Linked DNA regions of Mus musculus: region 2 is linked to region 1. A link is a loop called in an ENCODE intact Hi-C map of the cell type or tissue named here. Cell type or tissue: left cerebral cortex. All regions are shown on one strand.

Region 1 (5,000 bases):
CTGAAAGCTCTAGAACAAAAGGAAGCAAATACACCTAAGAGGAATAGATGGCAGAAAATAATCAAACTCAGGGCTAAAATTAATCAAGTGGAAACAACCAAACTAGGAGCTGGTTCTTTAAGAAAATCAACAAAATAGATAAACCCTTAGCTAGTCTATCTAGAGGGCACAGAGACAGTATCCTCATTAACAAAATCAGAAATGAAAAAGGAGACATAGAAACAGAAACAGAGGAAATGCAAAAAATGATCAGATCCTGCTACAAAAGTTTATACTAAACACAACTGGAAAATCTGGATGAAATGGACAATTTTCTAGACAGATGCCACATACCAAAGTTAAATCAGGATCAGATAAACGATCTCAACAGTCCCATATTCTCTAAAGAAATAGAAAGAGTCATTAATAGTCTCCCAACCAAAAAAAGCCCAGGACCAGATGGGTTTAGTGCAGAGTTCTATCAGACCTTCAAAGAAGACCTAATACCAATACTCCTTAAACTATTCCACAAAATAGAAACAGAAGGTACTCTACCCAATTCATTCTAAGAAGCTACAAATACTCTGATACCCAAACCACACAAAGACCCAATACAGAAAAAGAACTTCAGACCAATTTACCCTATGAATATTAATGCAAAATTATTCAATAAAATTCTTGCAAACCTAATCCAAGATCACATCAAAGGGACCTTCAACCCAGGGGTGCAGGGATGGCTCAATACATGGAAATCCATCAACATAATCCACTACATAAACTAACTCAAAGGAAAAAAAAAACATGATCATTTCATTAGATGCTGAGAAAGTATTTGATAAAATCCAACACCCATTCAAGATAAAAGTCTTGGAAAGTCAGGAATTCAAGGCCCATACCTAAACATAATAAAAGCAATATAGAGCAAACTGTATCCAACATCAAACTAAATGGAAAGAAACTTGAAGCATTCCCACTAAAATCAGGGACTAGACAAAGCTGCCCATTCTCTTCCTACCTATTCAATAAAGTACTTGGAAGTCCTAGCCAGAGCAATTAGAAAACAAAAGGAGGTCAAAGGGATACAAATTGGAAAGGAAGAAGTCAAAATATCACCATTTGCAGATGATATGATAGTATACTTACGTGACCCCAAAATTTCCACCAGAGAACTCCTAAACCTGCTAAACAACTTCAGCAAAGTAGCTGGATATAAAATTAACTCAAACAAATGAGTGTCCTTCCTCTACTCAAAGGATAAACAGGCTGAGAAAGAAATTAGGGAATCAACATCTTTCACAATTGTCACAAATAATATAAAATACCTTGGTGTGACTCTAAGAACAAATAATCCCTTCCCCTGAAATCACACTCAGATAATTTATGCTAAGATACTAATTTTGAAAAATCTCCAATATAGCAAAGGCATTTGAAATTGACTTTTTCCTTTCCCTTTGAGGCCCATGGGTCTCACTCACTGTGCTGAATTTTAGGCTGGCATCAAAATCACCATGCAGCTCAGTGTGTCCTTGAATTTGCCAGGTAGCCCAGCCTGGCCTCCACTCACGGCGAACCTTTTGTTTTACTTAGCGTCTTCAGCACTGGAGTTCCAGATTTCAAGTACAAAGTTTTGATAATATTTTCAAATGGAGGAAGAAAAAAAAATTAGAGACATTTTCAGTGTATAAAAACAAGAGAAGATCTGCAAAGGATGATGACTTAGCAGTAGACTGAAGCTTACCAGCCAGTAGCTATTACAACAATCAGTAATGCTAAATGAAATGAAAAATTAGGAACCAGTGCTACACAGAGGAGGAAAATAAATGTTTTTAAAAATATACAGAAGGAAGAGCAGAAATAAGCACTGATCCCTATGATGTGGATGTGGGACAAATGCATTCTGTCCCTTGTCTCCAGTTTCTAATAAATACTCTATGCATACAGCCTTTATAATATAGAGAAAAAAACATCCAATGCTATTTTTTTATGATGTCTTCTATATGCTATGCCTGGTATGCTGTGTCATCTTCACTAATGATTTTTTAAAAGGAAGAACCTAATGCCAGGGGATCCCTCATTTGTTTTGGAAACACAGGAAGCAGCACGGCTTTTGGGATGTTTTCCAGTGTGACCACTGAACAAAGCCATATGAGAGCTAGAGGAATTTCACAGAGGCCTGCTTACAGGGGGAACATATTGTGCTGGCTAGGAAAAAAAAATTATACAAATGCAGCCAGATAGTGAGATTAATGAAAGAAGAAACCACTTTGCATGGTGGTCAATCTTGAATAATTTAAAGGTAATCAAGACTAATTTCAGGGTAATAAGAAAAGCTAGGCCTGGTAGTGGCATTGCATGCCTTTAATCCTAGCATTTGGGAGGCAGAGGCAGAGGCAGGTGGATTTCCTACAGAGTGAGTTCCAGAACAGCCAGGGCTATACAGAGAAACCCTGAAAGAAAAGCAGATTTCAATGAGGGACTGCCTAGATCAGGTTGGCCTGTAGGGGGCAGTGCCTTGACTGCTTAAATCGATAAGGGAAGGCACAGGCTGCAAGTGAGCAGCACCATTCCCTGGTTTGGGACCCTCAACTATATAACAGTAGAAAAAGGCAGCTGAGCACTAAGAATGCATGCATGCATTTGTCTCTCTGCTCTCAAGTGTGGATGTGATATGACCAGCTGTTTTCAGTTCCGGCTACTGTGACTTCCTTGCTGTCATCAGTCTGTAACCCAGAATTGTCAGCTATAAGAAACCATTTCTTTCCTTACTTTCAGCGTATTTTATCTCCACGGAACTGGAAGTAGAACAAACAGAAATAAAACAAACATACCTGTAAGAAGAAACTAGGTATAGTCTCCCTGTAATAATGAGTAGCAGAAGCTTGGAGCTTGAAGGGCAGGAAATAAGTTTTCTTACCTGGCAACATTCCCAACGTATGCGATGGCAATGACAAATGAAAATCTAGAGACCGAGAAGCTAATAATGACCTTGTTTCAATTTATGTGGTGTATGTGTTTAAATTGTAATATACATACATATTTAAACATACACATACATACATGTATGTGTGTGTATATACACAATATGTGTGTCATTGTGAGTGCATGCATACACATACACACTTACTTAAATATGCATAGCCTTATTTTAGTGGGTCAGACTACACAGAGCAAAGGCATAACTAGCCTAGGTGTGATGCTCATTCAATCAGAAAAAGAAATATGGAGAGCTGTCACCAGCAGTTCTTTTATACAGGGGGACACTCAAGAGCCAGGAAAAGTGGTTTGCCCAGCTTCACTAAGAGTGACAATGTGGATACCAACTGTGGTGAATGCTTTAGGTGTGGTGTGTACTCATAGGAAACCATACTCCTATGAGGTGGTCCCTGGGTAGAGTTTGGACTCAAATCTCACTGGAGACACTATTGAATAGAGTTGAGCCCGGATAGTACCCCAAAGTGTGACTTCAGACCACAAGCTCCTCACTCTGATTCTAACTGGGTGGTCTGGGTGTTAGAATTTTAGGCTTTGGGTCCAAATGCTCATTGTTCTTTACCACTGTAAATGCGAAGGTCACCACGGACAGATGACAAGTCCTGTCATACCATTGCATACCACGCCCCTCCTCTCAGACCTCCTAACAAAGGCCAGCTCCAGAAAGTAGGGAGTTGGGTCATCTGTAGTTAGCTGCAGTAAACCGTGAGGTCTAGAAGAGTACTCGGCATATGACAGGAACTCCATACATGTTTACTGAATAAATGAATTAATTTTGTGACAGAAGAGACAATAGAAAGCTGTGCAGCTACAAGGTATTTTCAGCATAGTAGAGGGCAGCTCTGGGCTCATTTCGGCTACTGTCAATGAGAAAAGGTAACAGATGAGAAACTGGCACCCTTGTGGTCTGCAAAAGCCACAGCAGAGAGGAAGAGGTCTCGAGTGTAATCTCCAGGCCACGGTGTGGCCTTTCTCCCAATTCCAGGAGTGAGAATTCCATAGAGGAATGTGCTATGCAAGCAGAGGGCTTGGTGTCTTGACTTAAGACATTCACTGAGCATTAGCCCTGAAAGGGCTCTAAGAAATAGAGAACTTGATTGTCTTTTGATGGTGGGGGGGGGCAATGTTGGAATGTATATATATATTTGATAGTCAACCTATACCTAAGATACATACAAAAGTCTTACAATTCAATAATAAAGATAAATACTTTTCTTTGCAACAGGGTCTTTTATAATTGAGGATAGTTTCCAAATTGCTATGTGGCCGAGGCTAGTCTTAACTCTCAATTCTTCTACCACTACCTCTCAAGTGCTGGGATTGCAGGAATGAGCTACCATCTCTGGCTAAACAACTTGTTTTTATGAGGCAGAATATTCTAATAGACATTCTATGACGTAAGGTAGCTGGGTAAGAAGTAACTACATGAAGAGATTCATGCAACCATCAGTCATCTGGACATTTACATGCAAACCACAAATACTATATATATATATATATATATATATATATATCACACCGTCCAGACCAGTTTAAAAAAGATCCATTTCAAGTAATGCAAAGGAACTTTCACATAACATTGGAGGTAATTGAAACGGTAAAACTGATCTGAAAAAGTTATGTCATTTCTTAAAATCTCTAAGCATATACAAAATTTGGTGTGAGTGTGTGAACATTTGTGCTTTCCAGGCCACCTGATCTGTCTTTCTAAGTAATAAGCCCCTTAGCACATGCACCCCCCAAGTGCTACTCACCCACAAATACTGTGCACCCACTAGTACTGCTCACCCACAAATACTGTGCATCTACAAGTCTTGAGCATCAACTGTATACTGTACTCTGTAAGCCCCAAAGAGCTGACATGTTCCAAGGGTGAGTACAGAGGCAAATGATAAGCCAATGTAAAGACTGTAAACTGCTGGTCCTTTGCTAAGGTGACATCTGAATGGAAACTTCAAGGAATGAGGAATGGCATGGCTGTCTGGAGACATAATCTTCAAGAGGATGAGCAAGCAAGCAGGAAGTTGAGA
Region 2 (5,000 bases), 230 kb after region 1:
TATATCTTAGTGGGTTTGAGGCCAACCGTGTGTGTGTGTGTGTGTGTGTGTGTGTGTGTGTGTGTGTGTGTGTGTGTGTAATTCTTATGGAGTTCCAAGACAGCCAAGACTATATAGACCCAGCCTCAAAAAACGCAAAGGAAGAGAGAGAAAAGAAAAATCTTTATAACTCAAAGCAAAGGCCTCAATGAGAAAGTGAGTCTCCCATTTCACCACTTTGTCTCAGCATGGTGCAGATAAGTCCTTGCAACTTCTATCACTGTGAGGTGGGGGCTAAGAACTGTCAACTCTGAGCTGGCAACAGTGGCTAGCTAGCTTTTGCAAGGAATAGTTCCTTTAGTAGCCTGATATTTGTAGAGAGTATCAATGTCTAAGGAACATAAGTATTTCAGAAAATTGTAAGGTCTTGTAAGAGGCTGCAGCCCAACACTGGAAGGAAAGATTTAGGAGTTGATGAAATTCTGCCAAGGGAGCAGGAATCCAGTGAGTAGCTAGTTACTGTCTGTATCCACTGCATCTGTCTTACAACTTAGTAAGTAAGGTACCTGGACATATAGCCACCACAGCATTCCAAAATACACCTGCCATAGCACCTGGAAATGTACCTACTTTGGCACCTGAAAATGCACCTGCCACCATATGTAGAAATGTACATGCTACAGCACCTGCAAATATGTACTTGGCTCAACATTGAGACATGCACCTCCCAAGACACTGAGTGACTATTTGCAGAGAGAAAGTTTCTTTCGCTGGATCATGCAAGGGCATAGAATTTAAACCAAGTCTTTTTACTCTATACCCAAGACATTTTAAGCTCCAGTGCACTACACTTCAACTGCTTCAAAAGCAAGGAAGTATTTGTTAAGGGAATAAAAAGACATCTAAGATTTTTTTTTTCCCTTTCAGTATCTGTAACTCAACAGAAAGACTTAACAATTCATACTACCTAGAGATTTCCATGTATCTTTTTGCCTTCAAATTTATGATGAAAGACCAAGTTGCGCCTCTCTGAAACTCGACCAAGGTTTAAGTGTGTCCAACCTGTCACAAAGACATTTTTAAAGTCCTCATTCTGAGCATCTGATTGTCGGCCATACCAGCTTCTCAAATTCAGCAAAATGTAAGCTACAATTGGCATATGTTTCTAGGAATGGTGGCTGCTGTGCATTTTGTGTTCAGAAAAATACAGAGGCAGAATATTTATTTAGATAACTTCAGAACTTTTAACATCTCCCACCCCCATGCTACTCCCCATGCTCAAAATGCCTGTAGGCACATGTCCTTTCAAGGTGAACATCAGTAAAGTCTATCCAAAACAATAAGCTATAAATAAAATTTCCTTAAGAGAACATAAAGAATGCAAACCTTATATTATAATTTATGTTAGTTAGGGAGAATTTGAAATGAGAAAATAACTCTTTTTTTTTTCCCTAGGAGAAAATGAGAAATTCTCATGATTGATGCAATCAATAACTGAAATAAAAACATCTATGTGACATCCATGGAAAAGCCTGCAGTCACTTTCAAATCTTCACCAAGTAGTTTAGGCACATAAGACCAAACAGCTGTAATAATAATAATAATAATAATAATAATAATAATAATAATAATAATAAAAAATTAACAGTGAGAACCAGGTCTGGGAAGGAGGGAACAAGACATTGTGGCCTTGAATCCTGGCAGTAAACTTGACCTTATACATCAGTGACTTCTGTATGACACAGAGGGAAAGTAAGTCATGTAATACAAAGCTTAAATGACATTTACTCTTTTCTACTGGGGAAGGAAGAGAAATACTACTTTACAAACTTTTCTATAACATTGTTATATATCCTTGGTTTAATTTTATTGTTGGAAATTTTGCTATTGAGAAGACATTTTAGCATGGGCTGACTGCATTCAGAAGAAAAGTATCTAGGGAAAGTGCTACAACACAGCACAGACCATTTCAAGGAAAACCCTTCAACTTCTTTGGCCAGCAAGCCAAAGGCCCATTATGAGGACCCACATTCACCAGCTACTACCATGGGGGCTACCATTACTGCCATCAGGGCTACAAATGCTACAACTCAGATTCCTACTTACAACTACCATTATTTTTCCTAGAAAAATATGATCTTATTTGTGTCATCTTAATAGTAATGTCATCTGACTCAATAAAGGTTATAAAATAATCATACTCATTACTCAAACATCCATAGGCAGATTTCATGGAAACTGTCCCTATTTCCATCTGATTAAGGAAGCCAAAAAAGCAACCTGAAGAGTCTAATGTTCCCTACTAGCCAGTGGTAGAACTGAAGTTCAGACACCCTGACATCTGCTCCTAAATCAGTCTTACTGAGACAGCATGCACAACACCCTGGGTACAGATATTCTGGGATTAGAAACCAGACGTTACAAGACATGTCCGGGGGAATCTCTAAAAGGAGAGATGATACAAAAACAAAAATCAAAGCTATCTGCTATAGTTTGAAAGTCCCTTCTAAACTTTTGTTGAAAGTTAATGGCCACTGTCGGAGCAATCAGTTGCCAGGCCCTCGACTGGTCCATACCACTGCCTCCCTATCCCTTCCCTAGGTAACATTTTTCCCGTTCTTAGAAAAGAGAAATTCAGGAACTTTCTAAAACTACACCCATAAGGAGAAAAGAGAGAAACAGTTCAGTTTCTACAGTGTTTGCCTCACAAGAATGAAGAGCCAAGTTTGGATCCCTAGTGCCCACATAGAGAAAAGGAGGAGGAAGGCTTTAGTAATTGGGAATCTTAGCTCATGCCTTCTATAATCCTAGCACTAGGGGGCAGAGACGGCTAGATCTATGTAGCACACTAAAAAGTCCATTTAGCTGAATTGATGAGATCCAGGACTGGTAAATGACATTGCTGAAAGGGGAAACGGGTGGCTGTAGAGAGTTGAAGGGAAGTAGGAAAAGGGAAGAAGAAGGGAAACGGGAAGGAAGTTGAGGAAAGCTTGGAAAGACACTAACACAGAACATCCACTCTAAGCCAAGAACAGTCTCCTTTAATAACCATGAATAACCTTAGCACCGAAAGTACCCAAGATGGTAAATGTGGTCAGAGTAGACTGAGACCAAGGATCAGGGATGGGCCATGCTCTTCTGTGGTGCCAGAAAGATTAATGAGCTGTATACACAGGCATTTCAGAGATGACTGCACAATATAGCGTCACTATTCCCACTAGCTTCCCAAACAAAAACTAGAAAAAATGCTCTAAAACTAACATCAGTCCGTCCCCCACCCCCATCACCTAGGGTCAGAAAAATGTTGTAATGTTAAAAATATCCTGACTGAAATAGAAAAGGATTTAGCCAAAATCCTAAGGCTGATAGGAGACCAGTCTTCTCCAGGATTCAAGCAGAAAAGACAGTCTCAACTTCTGCTTAATATACACAATATCCACCAAGACAAAGGCAAAGAAAGCCCTGAGAAACACGGAACCATGGCTTCCTACAACCCGAGTTATCTATTTACAAAAGGACTTAAAGCTCTTTCTCTTTCTTATATTAGCAGTGTAGGAAGTGAAAGCCCTTAAAGTAACCAGCTGCCATCCTCAAACCTGAAACAAATTTAGGTCAGGAGTGAGGTTCACTTTTGAAACCCTGTCTCAAAAGAATATATTGGCAAGTAACAGCAGACACCCAGCACCCTCCTCAGACTTGTACCCACACATACTCTGTGCATACATCACACACCCACAAGATGCACTACGATCTACACTCAGAAAATCAGCTTCTGGAACTGAAGAGATGGATAAAAGCACTTGCTGTGAACACAAGAGGATCTGAGTTCAAAGCCCCAGTATCCAAGTTAAAAAAAAACAACAAAAAACAAAAAACAAAAAGCAAAAAAACTTGCTTCTGGATGTATCTTTCTATAACCTGAAAATTAGGGGGATGGAGACAGGCTGGTCATCCTAGTGACCTCACTATCAGCCTAGGTGAAACAGGAACTTTAGGTTCAGTGAGAAACCCTGTCTCAAAAGAATATATTGGCAAGTAACAGCAGACACCCAGCACCCTCCTCAGACTTGTACCCACACATACTCTGTGCATACATCACACACCCACAAGATGCACAAAAAGATTAGCTCTTGGACAAGAATGGTGATGGCCACTGTCATTTTCAGTGTTCCTCCAACCCCCCCACCCCCAGACACACGGCAAGCCCTTCTCCCTGGCTACAGCCTGCAAAAGACACCTGCTAATCCACAAACTTTTTGACTTCTTGGAAATATGGTCCTCTGCCTTAAGCGAGGCAAGCCCAAGCCCTATTTTAAAGACACTCCTTTCACTACTTACCTGTCACAGTCATAAAAATGGGGAAGGGGTTGAGAACACTGGCTTTCATTCAAATGAACCTAAAAAATAAAGAACTCTAATAAAGAAGGAATAGGCTACAATGGTTTTCTTTTCCTTTCTCTGTATTTCATTTTCCAGTTTTTCTATAAGGCCTCTCTGTATGCTGCAACATGAAGAAAAATTAAATTTACTACTGCTGAGGCAAAATCAGGGCTCCTTTATTATAAGGCTCTGAACCTGAAGAAAATATGTTTATGTTTGATGAGATGCCCACTCCCTATTGAAAAATCCAGAAGCTTCTAGGACCCACATGATGTCGATATATTAACTTGTGAATAATTGAAAATGTTAATAAAGAACAGTCTATCCCCAGTCTCTAGACCACATGAAGTTGGTAGCTTAGTTGGAAGATGGGGGAGGGGGACTCAGGGACCAGCCATCCCAGCTGTCCAGAAGGCTCAGTCTGGGACATAGAGGACTTCAGCCTACAAATGTGCTCTTAGGCAAATTGCTCTCAGGATGGAGAGGCAGTGAAAGTAAGAGGAGCCAGTTAAAACACAGATCAGAATTCCAACTCCATGTGGACAAATTCTCTACACTCGGTTTCTTCATCTACAACTACCAACTACAGCCCTGAGTGTCCAATATGGGAAGACTCTGAGAGCAAGTGAGAATATTAATCA

Evidence for each region. Peaks named below come from ENCODE experiments on the same cell type or tissue, not always from the same donor. Only the 100,000 strongest peaks of a DNase experiment are listed, where the experiment ranks them.
Region 2: it touches region 1 in a loop (2.7-fold over the local background); 6 of 42 quality-filtered maps call a loop at or near these places.

The regions. Positions count from the first base shown.
Region 1 is chr8:73,001,544-73,006,543 of GRCm38, forward strand. The region is part of intron 6 of Large1 (LARGE xylosyl- and glucuronyltransferase 1); the gene reads right to left. Among named protein-coding and RNA genes, the nearest start is that of Mir28b, 12 kb to the right of the region's middle. In left cerebral cortex, a CTCF peak has its summit at 2,493 (motif pointing right); a DNase peak (open chromatin) is centred at 2,519.
Region 2 is chr8:73,230,723-73,235,722 of GRCm38, forward strand. The region is part of intron 1 of Large1 (LARGE xylosyl- and glucuronyltransferase 1); the gene reads right to left. Among named protein-coding and RNA genes, the nearest start is that of Large1, 120 kb to the right of the region's middle. In left cerebral cortex, a CTCF peak has its summit at 2,789 (motif pointing right); DNase peaks (open chromatin) are centred at 2,785 and 3,674; H3K27ac peaks cover 389 bases.